2 separate regions of the Homo sapiens genome follow, and region 1 is linked to region 2. Evidence: read pairs that join two places in POLR2A ChIA-PET (ENCODE). Cell type or tissue: Panc1. All regions are shown on one strand. Links, peaks and the distances in the headings refer to the core of each region. The heading gives the core; the rest is flanking DNA. Region 1 holds the start of SLC30A2 (solute carrier family 30 member 2). Region 2 holds the start of CD52 (CD52 molecule).

What was found. Peaks named below come from ENCODE experiments on the same cell type or tissue, not always from the same donor. Only the 100,000 strongest peaks of a DNase experiment are listed, where the experiment ranks them.
Region 1: POLR2A ChIA-PET joins it to region 2 with 11 read pairs; 5 of 35 experiments call an interaction of 5 or more read pairs at or near these places.

What each region holds. Positions count from the first base shown.
Region 1 is chr1:26,037,864-26,046,141 of GRCh38, forward strand. SLC30A2 (solute carrier family 30 member 2) reads right to left here and starts at 8,255. Exons shown (of 8, transcript NM_001004434.3): 1 at 7,984-8,255; 2 at 7,134-7,354; 3 at 6,435-6,581; 4 at 5,535-5,688; 5 at 4,686-4,845; 6 at 3,837-3,942; 7 at 1,914-2,048; 8 at 1-1,442. The coding sequence starts at 8,033. The coding sequence ends at 1,297. RefSeq lists an enhancer at 7,286-7,854. In Panc1, for the core only: no CTCF peak of the experiment used is centred there; no DNase peak of the experiment used is centred there.
Region 2 is chr1:26,312,551-26,320,871 of GRCh38, forward strand. CD52 (CD52 molecule) reads left to right here and starts at 5,408. Exons shown (of 2, transcript NM_001803.3): 1 at 5,408-5,521; 2 at 7,621-7,973. The coding sequence starts at 5,468. The coding sequence ends at 7,752. It also overlaps a transcript of UBXN11 not described here. RefSeq lists a silencer at 5,198-5,390 and enhancers at 5,465-5,534, 5,665-5,814, 6,188-7,173, 6,315-6,414. In Panc1, for the core only: no CTCF peak of the experiment used is centred there; no DNase peak of the experiment used is centred there.

The DNA of each region.
Region 1 (8,278 bases), core at 279-8,278, 270 kb before region 2:
CCACCTCCTCCCACCTTGGGCCAGAACAGTCAAGACAAACTCAGCACTGCCCCTGGGGAGGCTGGGAAGCCCACCTGACTCCTCAGTGAGGCAGCCTCGGGCCACAGAGTTCCCTGTCCCCAGGATGGTAAAAGTAACCAATCTTCAACAACCACAGGTACTTGGCCAACTGGCTCTTGTTCTCAACCCTGTGAGGGAGGCATCAACCCTGTCGGTGTACAGATGAGACTGTGGGGCAGAGGCCAGCTCGCCCAAGGCACTTGCTTACAATGGCAGAGACAGACCTTGTGACACAGGACTCCCTGATAACTGGGCATGTTGTCTCGATGAGTCGGGGACAGGTTTCCCCTCTTGCATCTTGTAAACAAAAGCCACCCCTAAGTCAGGAATCTTCACACACAAGCCCCAGGAAGCTGCGGTTTCCCTCCTAGCTGGCCTCTGGACCGAGTGCAGCCCCACTTGTCTCCCTTTCCCTCCACCATGTCAGGCTCCGACTGGGTCAGGCCAGGTAGGCAACAGAGTTGGCCCAGCCATATCTTTCTGGAGACTCTGAATCCCCTGGGACACTCTCAGGGCAACAGAAGTGCCAGGGGGCTTGGAGGCTGTTAGTGCAGAACCCAAGCTGAAATCTCTCTACCCCCTGCCCACCACCTGTGCCAAAGTTGTTTTTTGTGTTGGCACAGCTGAGGAAATAAGGAAAGAGGAAACCTGTCTCTTACCTAGTAAGAAGCCTCTCCCCTCCAGGAAAGGGAACATTTGGCTCATAGCTGAAGTGACTAAGGCACAGATAGGCCTCAGGTGCCTCCTGGCTCCCTGCCTCAGGGAGGCTCAAATGAGAGTGTGAGGGTCCTCACCCCCGTGCCTATTGCTATAGGCAGATGGAGGGGCTCAGATTCATAAAGGCAAAGGCCAGCCAGGCTGAGAATGGGGCATGAGGCAGGCAGTATGGGCGCGCTGGGGCCAGCCTCCCCTTGGACGTCCCGTGGCTCACCACCTTTGCCCCTGCGAGTGGTAGAACATTTGCTGAGGATTAGGCCCAAATACAGCCCTTCCAGAGCTGGCCCAGGAGCTGGAAGAGCAGGGTCACACTAGCTTTATACCCGCTGAGTCCCCACCCTGGCTGTAGTCAGATGGGAGGCTGGGAAGAGCTCCATTCCTGGAGTGGGGCAGAGGTCAGGAGGGGGACCTGGTTTACAACACAGCTGGGGTAGGCAAAGTCCTGGCTGGGCCTGGGGGACACTCAGTCCAGCCACCTGCAGGTCCTGTTCATGCCCCAGTTGGTGCCTGGCTGAGCAGTCAGTCTGAGGGGCCCTGGCATGCCTGACAGTCCTTCATGTCCTCCGAGTAGTCCTCGATCTGGATGGTCACGGTGTGGAAGTGGAACTTCCCTTGGAGGCGGCTGCTGGCTGTCTTCAGCACAGCCTGGGCGTCTGTATTCTGAGCTGGGGGCCGAGAGGACACAGCGGGGGAAGCCATTTACTCTGGCCCTTTGGAACCATCAGGAGCCCAAATCTCATACCCCATCCCCAGCAGAACAGGATGGGGGACCATGAACATGGAGAAGCCCCCAGATTCCATTCCTCTGCCAGGTAGCCTCCCAGCCCAGACCTGGCTCATGCCTGAAAGAGCTGGTAAAGCACTGGCCTTAAGGCCAGGAATCTGCCACCTACTGCCATATACTAGCTGTAAAAGCCTGGGCAAGTAACTTTACCACCCAACCCCAGCCTCAGTTTCTTCATGGATAAATGAGATTGTGCTGATCAGATGGAATAATGCGTATCAAGTACTCAGCATGAGGCTGGGCTTGATGCATGGGCACTGTGAGCATCTGGGGTCACCTGGACCCGTTGGGGATGGCACTAGGCCTTTGGCTGCCTGTCTCCCACCCCACCCTGAGTGTCCCAAGCACTCACCAATGGCGATGTGGACAGACAGAACAGGCTGGGCCACCGTCAGTGCCCAGATATGCAGGCTGTGCAGGGCTTCTACCCCCTCCACCGACAGCAGCAGATCACGAACAGCTGTGAAGTCAACGCCCTTGGGGGTCCCTGAGGACGGCAAGGACAGGGGAAACTAAAGGAAACTACCCCTCCCACGCCTGCCCATTGGTGCAGGGCTGGCTCCTGATCCTCAGGTGTCATCCCCTCAAAGAAGACCTCTTTGGCCTGCAGGTCTGAGGCTGCCTTCACCTCCCAAGGTCTCTGCCCTATCACTCTGTTGTATTTCCTCTCCACTCTTAACACTGAAATTATTTATGAATGTACTTATTGTCAGTTTCTCCCTCTAAAATGGACACTCCATGAGGGCAGGACAGTCTCCTTTGATTACCACAGTATCCTTGGTGCCTAAAACAGCACCTACTCCATAGTAGGTGCTCAATAAATATATTTTTTGGTTTTTTTTGAGACGGAATCTTGCTCTGTCACCCAGGCTGGAGTGCAGTGGCGTGATCTTGGCTCACTGCAACCTCTGCCTCCCTGGTTCAAGCAATTATCCTGCCTCAGCCTCCTGAGTAGCTGGGACTACAGGCGCATGCCACCACGCCCGGCTAATTTTTGTATTTTTGGTAGAGACAGGGTTTCACTGTGTTAGCCAGGCTGGTCTTGAACTCCTGACCTCAGGTAATCTGCCTGCCTCGGCCTCCCACAGTGCTGGGATTACAGGTGTGAGCCACCGCACCTGGCCAATAAATATATTTTTGAATGGAAAGAAGGAAAGAACAGATCCTGAGAATCCTTGGACCCACCCAGGGCACGATCATCATCTTCATCATTATCGCTTTCATCTGGGTTAGCATATTCTTGGAGAAAAAGCTCTGACCTGCAGCCAAATACTGCTAAGCCCAGGCCAGCATCCTACTCCATTCCAGACTGACCCTGACCACGCAGAGGCCTATGACCCTGGCCCAAGACCCCAGGCCTAGAGCATAAGAAAGCCAAGGTGCAGGGCCAGGTGTGGTGGCTCACATCTGTAACTCCAGCACTTTGAGAGGCCGAAGTGAGATGATTGCTTGAGCCCAAAAGTTCGAGACCAGCCAGGGCAACATAGTGAGACCCCCCCCCCATCTCTACAAACATTTAAAAGTTAGCCAGACATGGTGGCATGCGCCTGTGGTCCCAGCTACTTGGGAGGCTGAGGCAGGAGGATTACTTGAGCCTAGGAGGTCAAGGCTGCGGTGAGCCTTGGTGGCACCACTGCACTCTAGCTTGGATGACAGAGCAAGACCCTGTTTCAAAAAAAAGAAAAAAGAAAAAAAAAAGGTAATTCAGGGCAGACCAGATCATTCTCCACCACTGACCGTTCTCCAACCCCACAAAGCACAGCCATGTCCCCACAGGGTGTGGCATTGTTTGGTCCCTGAGATGTAGGAAAGGCCTGCGCTGCAGTGGATTCAGTAGCTTTGTCCAAGGCTGACTGTCCTTCTCTGAGCCTCAGTCTGCCCCTCTGTGCAATGAGAAGCATAATCCTCACCCCCTCTCTCTTCCTGAGAGAAGGCAGCCAGAGCCTGGGGAAGTGTATAGGGGAGGGCTGGAGAGCTCCAGATGCTACAGATGTCCCCCAGAAGCCACCTGACTAGGCAGAGGAGGCACCCTTAGGGGTAGGGGGAAGGGAAGACTCGGGCTGGGGGACGGTTCCAGGAACTGCCACACCTGAAAGCCCAGGCTCTATGTCAAGATCAGCCCAGGGGCCCCAGGAGGTTTTCCAGCCTATGCCGGGGCTCCGGATCCTGGCTCCCCGCCCATGTGCTAGGATGCCCCAGACACACACATACCCTATTTGAGCTGATTAGCGCTTGAGAGCCAAGAGCAAAAAGGGAGCCACAAAGCCCAGGTTACCTTCCATCAACACCAGGATCACATCTCTCAGGATGGTCAAGGTTGTCCCCAGGACCAGGATGGAGAAGACGAAGGTGCAGATGGGGTCTACATACTTGTATTCTGGCTGCAGGAAGACAGGAAGGCAGACCTGGAGTTCACCATCTAACACCTCAGCTTCCCTTCTCCCCTCCCACCCAGCACTGCTGGGGAGAGGTGCTCTCTCTGCTGGGTGGGCATGAGCCTCGCCCTGGCCCTGCCTCCCAGTTTTCTGCTCTTTATTTCACATCTGCAAGAGCAGAAAGGACAGACCACAGTTCAGAATAAGGCAGTCCCTTCCCACCCCTCCTTCTCAAGGAGCTGAGACATGGACAGAGCAAAAAGGCATCTTAGATACCATCTGATCCGCCATCCGTCCCCATTTGACAGATGGGGAAATTGAGGCTCCATTAGAGCAAGCAAACTCATCCAATGTCACATGGCTAGCAAGGAGGAGAGCCAAGCTTCAGAGCAAATGCCTGCCTCTTTCCACTACAGCTCCCTGCCTCTATGTGATGGGCATTGCCCAGGGTTTGACAACACACAGTCGTAGGCTTGAATCTGGCTCTATGCTTTACCGGCTGTGTGACACTGTGCAAGTCACTGAACCTTTCTGAGCTACAGAAAACACTACCACCTACCCTTCAGGTTGTTGTGAGGATCAGAAGTGCTGACACTTGGTAGGTATTGGATAAATGTTCCTTTCCTCTCCCCACCCTTTTCCCTAGAACTGGGAGGGAGCTAGAATCTGAAAAGAAACCCCGGTAGAGAGTATACTCAGGTGGTCTACACTCCCCTGCCACCCCCACCACCCTGTGTCCCAGCTCTGACCTTGAAGTATAAAATATAGGCTGCCACTAGGACACCCATGCTCTGCATAAAGTCGCCGATCACATGGATGAAGGCAGCTCGGACGCTGGGGTTCTCCTCCTGCTGGTTGGTGGTGCCGTGGCTGTGCCCATGGCCAGACTGGTGAAGGGTCAACCCCATTCTATGGAAGTGGAGACAAAGCCAAGGGCTCACTGAGGTCGCAGATGGAGGTCACCTATTAGGACTAGCCAACTTGTAGGGCAAAAATCTCAAGCCCCTAAACCTTGTGATCTCTTTGGCCATGTGAGAAGTCCAACCCACGTGGCCTTGGTTCAGACAGCCATGAGAGATAGGGCCCAGCGCCAATGCCAGGCTGAGCCTGGGCACAACAATGCCACAGTGTCAAATCTCAGAGCAGGAGGGCATTAGGGAGGTCACTGTCAGTTCACTCCATCATGTCACAGATGGGGAAACTGAGGCCTCTGAACAAAGACCCCGAAAGAGACACCCATTGTCTCTAACTGAGACCAATTTCAGACTTGGGTTCTGCCCCTAGGGACAGCTACTCCTGCAACAACTGGCCTCTTCCCGCCCCACTTCAGGTATGAAGCCACCAAGGCTAGTCCCTGACATGTATCAGGGAGTGGGTAGAGTGGATGAAGACTCCGATTTACAGCTCCCAGTGTTCTTGGCCTAGGCCTAAGGTAGGACCCAGGTGTTCCAGGTGCCAGAGCTCAGACCATTAGGGAAGTTCTGTCCCTGTAGCGTATGCTGGAAAGTGGCACAGTCTCTTTCCGCAAAGCAGACATAGGTGTGGGTGTGAGAGGCGGGAGGAGGAGGGGAGACGAGGGAAACTGGGGCCCCACTCACATGATGTTCACAGCCACAGCGCAGCCCGACGTGATCAGCATGGTCCCCCCGTCAATTTCATAGTCCCCAGAGATCAGCCGCTCCACAGCCAGGTACACCAGTACCCCCGTCACGACCCAGATGGACAGTACAGAGACCAGGGCTCCCAAGATCTCTGAGGAAGAACCCAACCCCAACACCCACCTTGGCATGGGCCTGGAGCTAAGGAGTCTTCCCCCTTCCTTCAGGATCCTCCCCACCCACCTCCCACACAAAGTCAGGGCCTGGGTCCCACTGGGCTCTGCTGAAGGTATGGCCGGTATGGCTGCCCCTTACCCCACCCCTCATATATCTAGGAATGTAAGAGCTAGAAGGAACTAATAAGTCATCATCTGAGTCCACCTTTTTGGTTGTACATGTAAAGAAGCTGACTTATTAAAGTATGTGCCTTTTGTTCAGCTAGTAAACTGAGGCTTCTGGGGAAGACAGGCTGGGCCATCTCCCACAAAGAGGAAGGTGACGATGCAGTCCAGGGTGAACGGAAGAGAGGTTAAAGCCTATATCTTCCAGCAGCCTTTGCTGGCCTTCCCCTCCCCCCAGAGCTGATCCACAGAGTTATGTGCAGTGTTAATGCCATTGTCATTTGTTCTTGAAGCTTGGCTACTGCACTTCTTAGGAAGGTCAACTTTGCTTCCCTGCAGACTGAGAGCTCCTGGATGACTGGGACCAGGGCTCCCCCATCAGACTAGGATTTCCCAGAGGACAGAGGCCATGGTTGACATCCTCTTCCCCCATCCAGATCACCCTCCTGGCCTCACTCAGGGGAGGAAGGGGGGATCCACCCATTACAGCCACCTAAGAACCCCTGTTCTAACCCACCCTCTCTCTCAACCCCATCTCCAGCCAAACCGCGATCCTCACCAGCTCTCTGCCAGCCAAAGTTCATGGTCTTGGTGGCTGGCCGGGAGGACATCCAGAGGGAGAAGAGGCTGATGAGCATGCTGGCAAAGTCAGTGAGCAGGTGTGCTGCGTCAGTCATGACAGCCAAGCTGTGTGCCAGGTACCCACCTGCAGGGTGGAGGGTCCTTATCAGCTCCCCCAGAGAGCTGGCTCCCAAGACTGTGTGTGCAGCAGGGAGACCACAGGCTCTGGAAGAGGACATTCTGGGCTCAAGATCTCTCTACCCATGAGCTGTACCACCGTGACAAGTGACCTACTCTCTCTGAGCCTCAACTTCCACTCTCTGTGAAATGGGCCACCAATATCTACTTAGAGGGTGAATGTGCACATCAAGTTCAAATAGGGACTGGAAAACATAGCAGATACTCAGTAAATGCTCTTCCCTTCTAGGAATTCAGGCCTTCCCTTAGCTACGAGTTGTGCGTGATCTTTGGCAAGTTACTTCACCTGAACATGCCTCAGTTTCATCATCTGTAAAGTAAGGAGAATAACGTCACCCATGTGAGAACACAGGTTGTTGTTAGACCTGCATCAGATAATGTGTATATAAAGGCTTACTGTAGTGTGTGTTCAGTAATTGGGGCTTTTAGTGTCAGTATTGCTGGGAACATCCAGTCTATCCATGCACCAACTTCATTTAATTAGCCCAAAAGTGCTTACCAACGACTTCTCCGATCATGAACAACAGGCAGATGGCAGAGGCTACATACAGCTGGCGCTGGGCCTTCCCCTTCTTGGGGTCACAGTGACTGTCAGGACCCTTCTGAGCATGGCAGTGATGGTTGCTCTGGGCAGCCAGCTCAATGGCCTGCAAGTCCAGGCCAGGTCGGGGCAGAGGAATCCAGCCAGCCCCTTCCTGCCACAGAGATCCCGTGTATGACCTGGCCAGAGGGGAAGAGAGGGAACGCTCAGCTCTGAGATGAGGTAAGGAGGGCCGACTCTAGTCCCATTTCTCTGTGAGGCCTTGTGTCCACTGGGAAAAATAGCTAAGGACGCTCCGAGCTCGACAAACCAGAGGTGAGAAGCCTGTATTCAGACGGGGATGATAGGGGAATGGGAGTCCTGGGGCCCGGGGCCCTTCAGAGGCCAGAGGAGGTGAAGACCCTGGGAACCGGCCAAGGGGCGTGCTGTCCAGTGGAGCGCGGGGAAGGAACAGAGCGCAGGCTCTGGGAGAACAGCAGGCCCCCTCCAGCGCACTTGGGACACAGGGCCTCCCCGGGGCGGGGCTGCCTGGGGCAAAGTGCTGGGCGGGGCGGGACTCCAGGCATGGGAACCGCCAATCCCCCGGCCCCAGGCCCCCCGCGGGCAGGGGTCAGAATCTGGGCTGCGCCCCAAGGGAGAGACGGTCCTTGGGCCACAGCCCATTATCTTCGTTCCCTCACCTCACCCCACCCCTCCTGCATGGTCCCAGCTCAAGCCGCAGCCAAAACCAACCACTGCTAGGATGGCAAATGCGGAGGTGCGTCGGCTGCCGCCAAAATTCCCGCCCGTCCCCAGGCTCTCGCCTTACCGGATTGCCGGCCTGGCGTCCAACAGATGCTGCTTCTCCTTGGCCTCCATGCAGTCCCGCGCCGAGTCCCGGCAGCCGCGCAGCCGCCCCGCCGAGTGCGCCCTGAAAGTTGCGCGCGGGACTCCGGGTGGCGCTCACCCACCTGCCCCGAGGGCCCCGCGAGGTGCGCTCACTCCGGCCCGGCTCCTGCGGCCCCTGAGCTCCCCCGGCTCCCGCTGCGGCTGCAGCTCCGGCTCTGGCTCCGCGTGCCAAGCGCTCCCGTGTCTCGGGTCAGCCGCTGCGCCCCGCGGCCGCC
Region 2 (8,321 bases), core at 14-8,013:
CCATTATAGCATTTCTTCTTCAGTTTTGTGATTTTCGTATGGGTCTCCCTGCTGGACTATAAATTCCTCAGGGGAAAGGACCCTCACTCATTCACCTTGCCTGACACACAGTAGGTGTCAATAAATTAATTAAAAGAGTGAATGAGGCTGGACACAGTGGCTCACGACTGTAATCCCAGCACTTTGGGAGGCCGAGGTGGGCAGATCACCTGAGGTTAGGAGTTTGAGACCAGCCTGGCCAACATGGAGAAACCCTGTCTCTACTAAAAATACAAAAAATTAGCTGGGCGTGTTGGCATGCACCTGTAATCCCAGCTACTCAGGATGCTGAGGCAGGAGAATCGCTTGAACCTAGGAGGTGGAGGTTGCAGTGAACTGAGATCCCGCCATTGCACTCCAGACTGGGCAACAAGAGCAAAACTCTGTCTCAAAAAAAAAAAAAAAAAAAAAAAAAGAGTGAATGAGCAAAAGACTGAATGGATAGGTGGGTGCGTGGATAGGTGAATGAATGGGTGGATGAAGATTCACCTTGGATGCTGTATGATGCTACTGAATCCCAGCCCTGTCTCAGTGAGGATGAAAAATTCAAGGCGGATCACACTGTGACGTGTGCTATAACTCTCTTCTCCTTCCTCCCTCCCTGCTGTATTCCATTCTATCATTGACCAAGGACATTTGGAGAACCTGGCCTATGTGAGACTGTGCTAGGCCCCAGGGACAGTCATCAAAAGACACTGTGGAACTGGGATGGAATTGTGATCTAAGGTGCTTTGCATGCCTGGTCTTCTCTTGTTCTGCAGGTCTCAGCACACACATTTCCTCTGAGTGGTCTTTCCTGACCACTGACCTAGAATATATCCTCCCCACATTTCACTTCTTCTTCTTCTCACATTACCCCCTTGATTTCCTGATGCCATTTGTGAACATCTGAAATTACCATTGTTTTTTATTAGTCTTCCCCCACTCAAATATCAGCTCCATAATAGCAGGGACCATGTCTTTATGTCACTGTTGTATTCCCAGTGCCTAGTTCAGTACCTGGTACACAGCAGGCACCCAATAAACACATTCTGCTCTAATAATACTTTCTTACGATCTTTACTTCACTTCACTAATTTTCTCTTCAGTTGTGCCCAATCTGATGTTAAACCTATCCACTGAGTTCCTAATTTTTATTACCATATTTCTCAGTTCTAGAATTTCCATTTGGTTCTTTACTATAATTTTTTTTCTTTTTTTTTTTTTTTTGAGACTTAGTCTTGCTCCATCGCCCAGGCTGGAGTGCAGTGGCACGATCTCGGCTCACCACAAGCTCTGCCTTCCAGGTTCATGCCATTCTCCTACCTCAGCCTCCCGAGTAGCTGGGACTACAGGTGCCCGCCACCATGCCTGGCTAAGTTTTTGTATTTTTAGTAGAGATGGGGTTTCACTTTGTTAGCCAGGATGGTCTCGATCTCCTGACCTTGTGATCGACTCGCCTCGGCCTCTCAAAGTTCTGGGATTACAGGTGTTAGCCACCGCGCCCGGCCGGTTCTTTACTATAATTTCTAGTTCTCAATCTTGTCCTGCTGCTCAGAGGGCAGAAGAGGAAAATGTCTTTAAGTAAGCATAGTTATTTGAAAATTTGATTGATTATTCCATTATCTGGATCTTTTGTATAACTTTCTATTATCTGTTTCTGCTTTTTGGTCATGTTGTCTTCAATTTCTTTGAGGGTTGGGCTGTTGTTTCCTGTTTACTCTCACTCCCCGTGGTCCAACCCAAAGCCTAGGTGGGGGGAGTTTGTCAGGGCTCCCCTTTCTTAGAGAATCTAGAACTATAGTTTTTCTCCCATACATTTGTAAGTATGTGAAGATGAGAAAGCTCAGCTCAGTTTCTCAGCTGTCCCCTCTGCAAGTGGCATACTTTTAGGAGGAAAGCAGCTCCATATAAAGGGCTTGCTTCTCTCAGTCCCTTATTTCTTTTCTGCATTGGTAACTTTTCAGTACTGACTTTACTGTTGCCCCATAGTAAATATTTACTGGATGAATAAATGCAGGACTACTAGGCTCGGAGGTGGGAATAGATCTAGATGAATACACGCACTCATTCTTCCGGCAGTCCCTGACACCTACACTGTGCCATGTTCTGTGCTTCGCTGAGTAAGAGAAGTGACAAAATCTAGTCCCAACCCACAAGGGACAGACCATATTCTTGGTAGACACAATCTTTAGAACAGAGGTCAACAGAAAGGGCCCTTCGAACATTTAGGAACTTTGAGTTTCCTAGGGAAAGTGGAAAGTTTCCCTGGGGAAGGGGCTTCTAAGCTAAATCTTGAAGAATAAAGAAGAGTTTGCAGTCTGGGCAACATAGCAAAACTCCACCCTCCACCACCCCAAAAATTAGCTGGGCATGGTGGCATGCACCTGTAGTCCCAGGTACTTAGGAGGATGAGGCGGGAGGATTGCTTGAGCCCAGGAGTTCGAGGTTACAGTGAGCTATGATTGCACCACTTGTACTCCAGCCTGGGTGACAACGGCAAGAACCTGACTCGAGGGGAAAAAAAAAGAGTTTGCCAGGTAAAATAATTGGAGAAGGGCTTTCCTTGCAGAGGAAATACATGGACTGTAGAAGATACTCCTCAGGGTGTCAGGAGGTGAAAATGAAGCTTCTGAGGTTTGCAAGAAAATGTTTACAAATAAGAGTCTGGCATTTAGTATCCTCGCATGCATCTCCAGCATGGGAAACTATAACACGGCTGGCCCCAGGCTCGTCCTGTCTGGCTGCCTCTTTGTAAGAGGGGAGAAGATTGCACAGTGTGATGGAGCTCATTTTCAGCAGAGTAATCTCAGACTTCAACACGGGTATCCTGTCTTCTGGGCTGGTGCCCTTCTGGCACAGGACACCTCCCTGACTCTCATGAACCCCAGAATCACTCACCCCCACAGGCACACCAAAGACAGCTGAGAACTTGAGTCAAGGGTGAGGAGAGACCTCTGGGTGAAAGGGCAGGGATGGGGAAAGAGGGTGATGGATGGCTGGGGACTCCTCCCTCTTCTCTCCCTCCCCGCCCCTCCCTCTCCACTTCCTGGCTTTCTCTCATCAGCTTTGACTCTCAGTTCTTCTTTTCTTCTCTTCTCTTTTTTTGAAATGGAGTTTTTCTCTTGTCGCTCAGGCTGGAGTGCAATGGCACGATCTCGGCTCACTGCAACCTCCTTCTCCCGGGTTCAAGTGATTCTCCTGCCTCAGCCTCCCGAGTAGCTGGGATTACAGGCATGTGCCAGCACACCTGGCTAATTTCTGTATTTTCAGTAGAGACAGGGTTTCACCATGTTGGCCAGGCTGGTCTAGAACTCCTGACCTCAGGTGATCCACCCACCTCGGCCTCCCAAAATGCTGGGATTACAGGCGTGAGCCACTGTTTCCTGGCCTTTTTTTTTTTTTTTTTGAGACAGGGTCTTGCTCTGTCACCCTGGCTGGAGTGCAGTGCCACAATCATGGCTCATTGCAGCCTGGGCCTCCCAGGTGCAAGCAATCCTCCTGCGTCAGCCCCCAAGTAGCTGAGACTATAGGTTTGTGCCACTATGCCCGGCTAATTTTTTTTTTTTTTTTTTTTTTTTTTGAGAGATGGGGCCTTCCTATGTTGCCCGGGTGGTCTCAAACTCCTGTGCTCAAGTTATCTGCCCGCCTCAGCCTCCCAAACTGCTAGGATTACAGGCGTAGCCCCTATGCCCAGCCTCTGTTTTTTTCTTTGGACTCAGCCTCAGCCAGATCTCCCCTGGGCTTGCAACACAAGGCCCAAAACAATAGAAGAGAAGTGAGGGGAGTTTTCCCTTTACTACCTAGCATGTAAATGAGGCCTAAAGTAGACTAAGGAAGGGAGAGTGTGAAGGGAGAGTGGGCCAGAGCTGGGGTTGTGGTGACCAACTCCTGGGGCCTGGGGGGAGTTTGTGTAGGGGAGGGGGAGGGAGTGGCAGGGAATCAAGACTTAATGGATGAATTCTAGGGCAGCCCCAGAGGTTACATACATGGCTGTGGCTTCAGACAGACCTGGATTCAAGGTCAAATGAGACTGGCTCCACCATTTACGACCTTAGCAAGTCACTTAACATCTAAGCCTCAGTTTTTTCACCAGTCAAATGGGGATAAACATAACACCTGCTGCAGGGCACCACAGAGGGTATCAAGTGAGGGAATGCATAAAGCATGGAGCACTATCCAGGCAGCTGTGGGATTCCTCTCATCCCCCCACCCCTCCCTGGGCCCTCACAGCCACTCTCTCACCCCAGTCCCCTTCCACTGTAGCTTAGTCACCCACTTGTCCCTTCCCTCGCTCCCCTCCCATTCATCCTCAGCTAATACAAACAACCCATCTGCTTGCTACTTTCTCTACCAAAATCACAAAATTCTAGGTCTTGGCTGGGCGCGGTGGCTCATGCCTGTAATCCCAGCACTTTGGGAGGCCGAGGCAGGCGGATCACTTGAGATCAGGCATTCGAGACTAGCCTAGCCAACATGGTGAAACCCAGTCTCCGCTAAAAAAAAAAAAAAAATACAAAAAATTAGCCAGGCATGGTGGCACACACCTGTAGTCCCAGCTATGCGGGAGGCCAAGGCAGGATAATTGCTTGAACCCAGGAGGTGGAGGTTGCAGTAAGCCGAGATCATGCCAGTGCACAGAGCAAAACTCTGTTTAAAAAAAAAAACAAAAAAACCAACAACAACAAAACAAAACACTAGGTTTTAACAAACTTCAGAAATAATCTATTTCAGTCTTCCCAGTTCCTTGAAATGAGGAACTGAGGCCTAGAGAGGGAAAGCCCAACTGAAACCAGGCTTCCCGATTCCTCACCTCCAGCACCTTCACAGAAATCCACCAACCCTTCCACAATCTAAACATTTCCCAAGCTTTCATTCAGAACCTGCAGCCCATCTACAACCTTCCCTTGAAACATAAATCTATCCCAGCCCTTCTCCTTCAGCTCCTATACCCTGCCCCAATCTTCTTTAAACAACAAACTCATTTACGGAATATCTGCTATGTTCTGGCTCTTTTTAAATTGGTTATTATTACATGTAATCCGGCAGTTCTTTTGTTAAAGGGTCAGAGAGGTAGAGTTTCTGGCCCAGGGTCTCAGAGCTGGTCAGTGATTAAACCAGGATTCAGCCTGCAGGATGCATGATTCCAGGCCTTGGGCCCTACTTACTCCCACCGTTGCCTCTGGATTGACCTCTCTCCTATCTTGTACGATCTAGCCTGCTCCCCCAGCCAGGGCCTTAGAACCTAGAGCCTGGTATTATCCACCCCCAGATCTGCAGAAAGGAAGCCACACCCCTCCTCCACCTTGTAAGCCCTCCTTCCTCTCCCTACCTCACCCCGCCTCCTCTGCCTCCTGGTTCAAAAGCAGCTAAACCAAAAGAAGCCTCCAGACAGCCCTGAGATCACCTAAAAAGCTGCTACCAAGACAGCCACGAAGATCCTACCAAAATGAAGCGCTTCCTCTTCCTCCTACTCACCATCAGCCTCCTGGTTATGGTACAGGTAAGAGCAACGCCTGGCACCACTGCCAGGACTCCCCAAAGTTGCTTGGCATGGAGGGAGGGCATACAGGATGTGAGCTCCCAGAGACCCAGCCTTCTCTCCTGAGAGCACAGCAGATGGACTCCAACAGGAAAACTGGGGACACAGCGGGCCTGGCCGCCCAGCCTTCCAGCTCTTCTGGCTGGGGCTGCACTGCTTGCGGGCTGCCCTGAGAGAAACCTGTATCCACAGCTGGGGAGCACTTACAGGGTGCTAGGCGCGTTGGGGCACCCAAGGGGTGTTGTGGAATAATAGAGAACTAAGAGACTTGGGAAGACAACCCTGAGTGAGGAAGGCATCGGCCCACAGGGAGTCTGGGGAGATGGTCCTTTGGGGAGAGGCCAGGAGATGTCCAAGTGGAGCCTGCTGTGGTTATGGAGGTGACAGGGGACACTCTAACCCCCACTCCCCTGCCAGAGAGAAGCCTGGATGTTCAGGAATGCAAAGAAGACAGGACTCTCCCATTTCAGAAACAACTGGAGTCTCAAAAGCGACTGCTATTCCAGGAGGCAGCTTTGGTAGCATCCCAGGTGCCCAGAGGGGAGTCAGTACAGCAGACCGGAGCCATCAAGTTCTTGATCAAGAACAGCTTGATCACCATCAAAACCAGCTTAATCTCCATCAAGAACAGTTCTAGTTGCAGCTCCATCAAGCATTAAGGACAGCTCGATCACCATCTGGCCACTTCCCCACCCCACATCCAGCCACCCACGCTTTGCCAAGTGCTTTCTCACTCAGCCCTGGCTCATGTGACCTTCACAACTGTGATGAACTTCTCCCCACTCAGAAGATGAAACTGAGGCTCAGGGAAGCTAAGCCCTTTGCCAGGCTAGGAAGGTCAAGGGCCAGGGCTCCCCTGTCTCCCTCTATGCCAGAAGGGCTGGTCGCTGGGGAAAGGTGAAAAGAAAGGTTCTGTGACCGGGCACGGTGGCTCACGCCTATAATCCCAGCACTTTGGGAGGCCGAGGCAGGCGGATCACCTGAGGTCAGGAGTTCAAGACCAGCCTGGCCAACATGACAAAATCCCGTCTCTACTAAAAATACAAAAATTAGCTGGGCGAGCCGGGCGCGCTGGCTCGCGTCTGTAATCCCAGCACTTTGGGAGGCTGAGGCGGGTGGATCATGAGGTCAGGAGATCGAGACCATCCTGGCTAACACATTGAAACCTCGTCTCTACCATAAATACAAAAAGAAATTAGCCGGGCGTGGCGTGGTGGCGGGCGCCTGTAGTCCCAGCTACTCGGGAGGCTGAGGCAGGAGAATGGCGTGAACCTGGGGGTGAAGCTTGCAGTGAGCCGAGATCACGCCACTGCACTCCAGCCTGGGCGGGCGACAGAGCAAGACTCTGTCTCGGAAAAAAAAAAAAAATTAGCTGGGCGTGATAGCGGCTGCCTATAATCCCAGCTACTCGGGAGGTTGAGGGGTGGAGGTTGCAGTGACCCGAGATCATGCCACTTCACTCCAGCCTGGGCAAAAGAGCGAAACTCTATCTCAAAAAAACAGAAAGTTTCTGTGAAAGGGGGTGGACAGGGGCAGTGATCACCTCTGTCCCTGCCTGTGTCAAAGCAGGAAGCAGTCAAACATCCTGACAGGACCTTGTGGAAGAAGTAGTGGTCACATGGGGCAGAACTGAGGACTGTTTTATGGAGGTGGGCGGATGGAGGGCGGGGAGGGTAGAAAGGGGACTGCATCTTTAAATAACAAACACGCTATTCAAAAGTCCCCTGAGGGCTGGGTACGATGGCTCACACCTGTAATCCCAGTACTTTGGGAGGCCGAGGCGGGTGGATCACCAGGTCAGGAGTTCGAGACCAGCCTGACCAACATGGTGAAACCCCGTCTCTACTAAAAATAGAAAAATTAGCCGGGCGTGGTGGCACGTGCCTATAGTCCCAGCTACTCAGGAGGCTGAGGCAGGAGAATCACTTGAACCCGGGAGGTGGAGGATGCAGTGAGCCGAGATCGCATCACTGCAGTCCAGCCTGGGTGACAGAGTGAGACTCCACCTCTAAAAAAAAAAAAAAAAGTCCCCTGATCTTATCCCACTTCTCCTCCTACAGATACAAACTGGACTCTCAGGACAAAACGACACCAGCCAAACCAGCAGCCCCTCAGCATCCAGCAACATAAGCGGAGGCATTTTCCTTTTCTTCGTGGCCAATGCCATAATCCACCTCTTCTGCTTCAGTTGAGGTGACACGTCTCAGCCTTAGCCCTGTGCCCCCTGAAACAGCTGCCACCATCACTCGCAAGAGAATCCCCTCCATCTTTGGGAGGGGTTGATGCCAGACATCACCAGGTTGTAGAAGTTGACAGGCAGTGCCATGGGGGCAACAGCCAAAATAGGGGGGTAATGATGTAGGGGCCAAGCAGTGCCCAGCTGGGGGTCAATAAAGTTACCCTTGTACTTGCAGTGGGGTCCTGCTTGTGGTTACTGGACATCCCTACGCCCCAAGAGCCAGCTGTGCAGCAGCACCAGGGAGTTTCCCATGTCCCCATCAGCAGGGAAATTGGCACCAGGGAGCAGCCCCCAGCTTCCCCACCTAAATTCCAATGCTGAGGGCCCTTCCCCTTAGAAGCACATTGCAGGGACAAGGCCCAGAACCTGGCAGCCTCACCAACCCTGCAGTTGCGTTTGCTTCATCCATCCCTGGGTGTTTGGGAATGATGGTACTAGAGATGCCACCACCCTGGACATCCCAGGCTCAGAGAGCCCCTACCCCACTACCTGGGTGTCTTCAGAATGACAGATCCAGGGAAA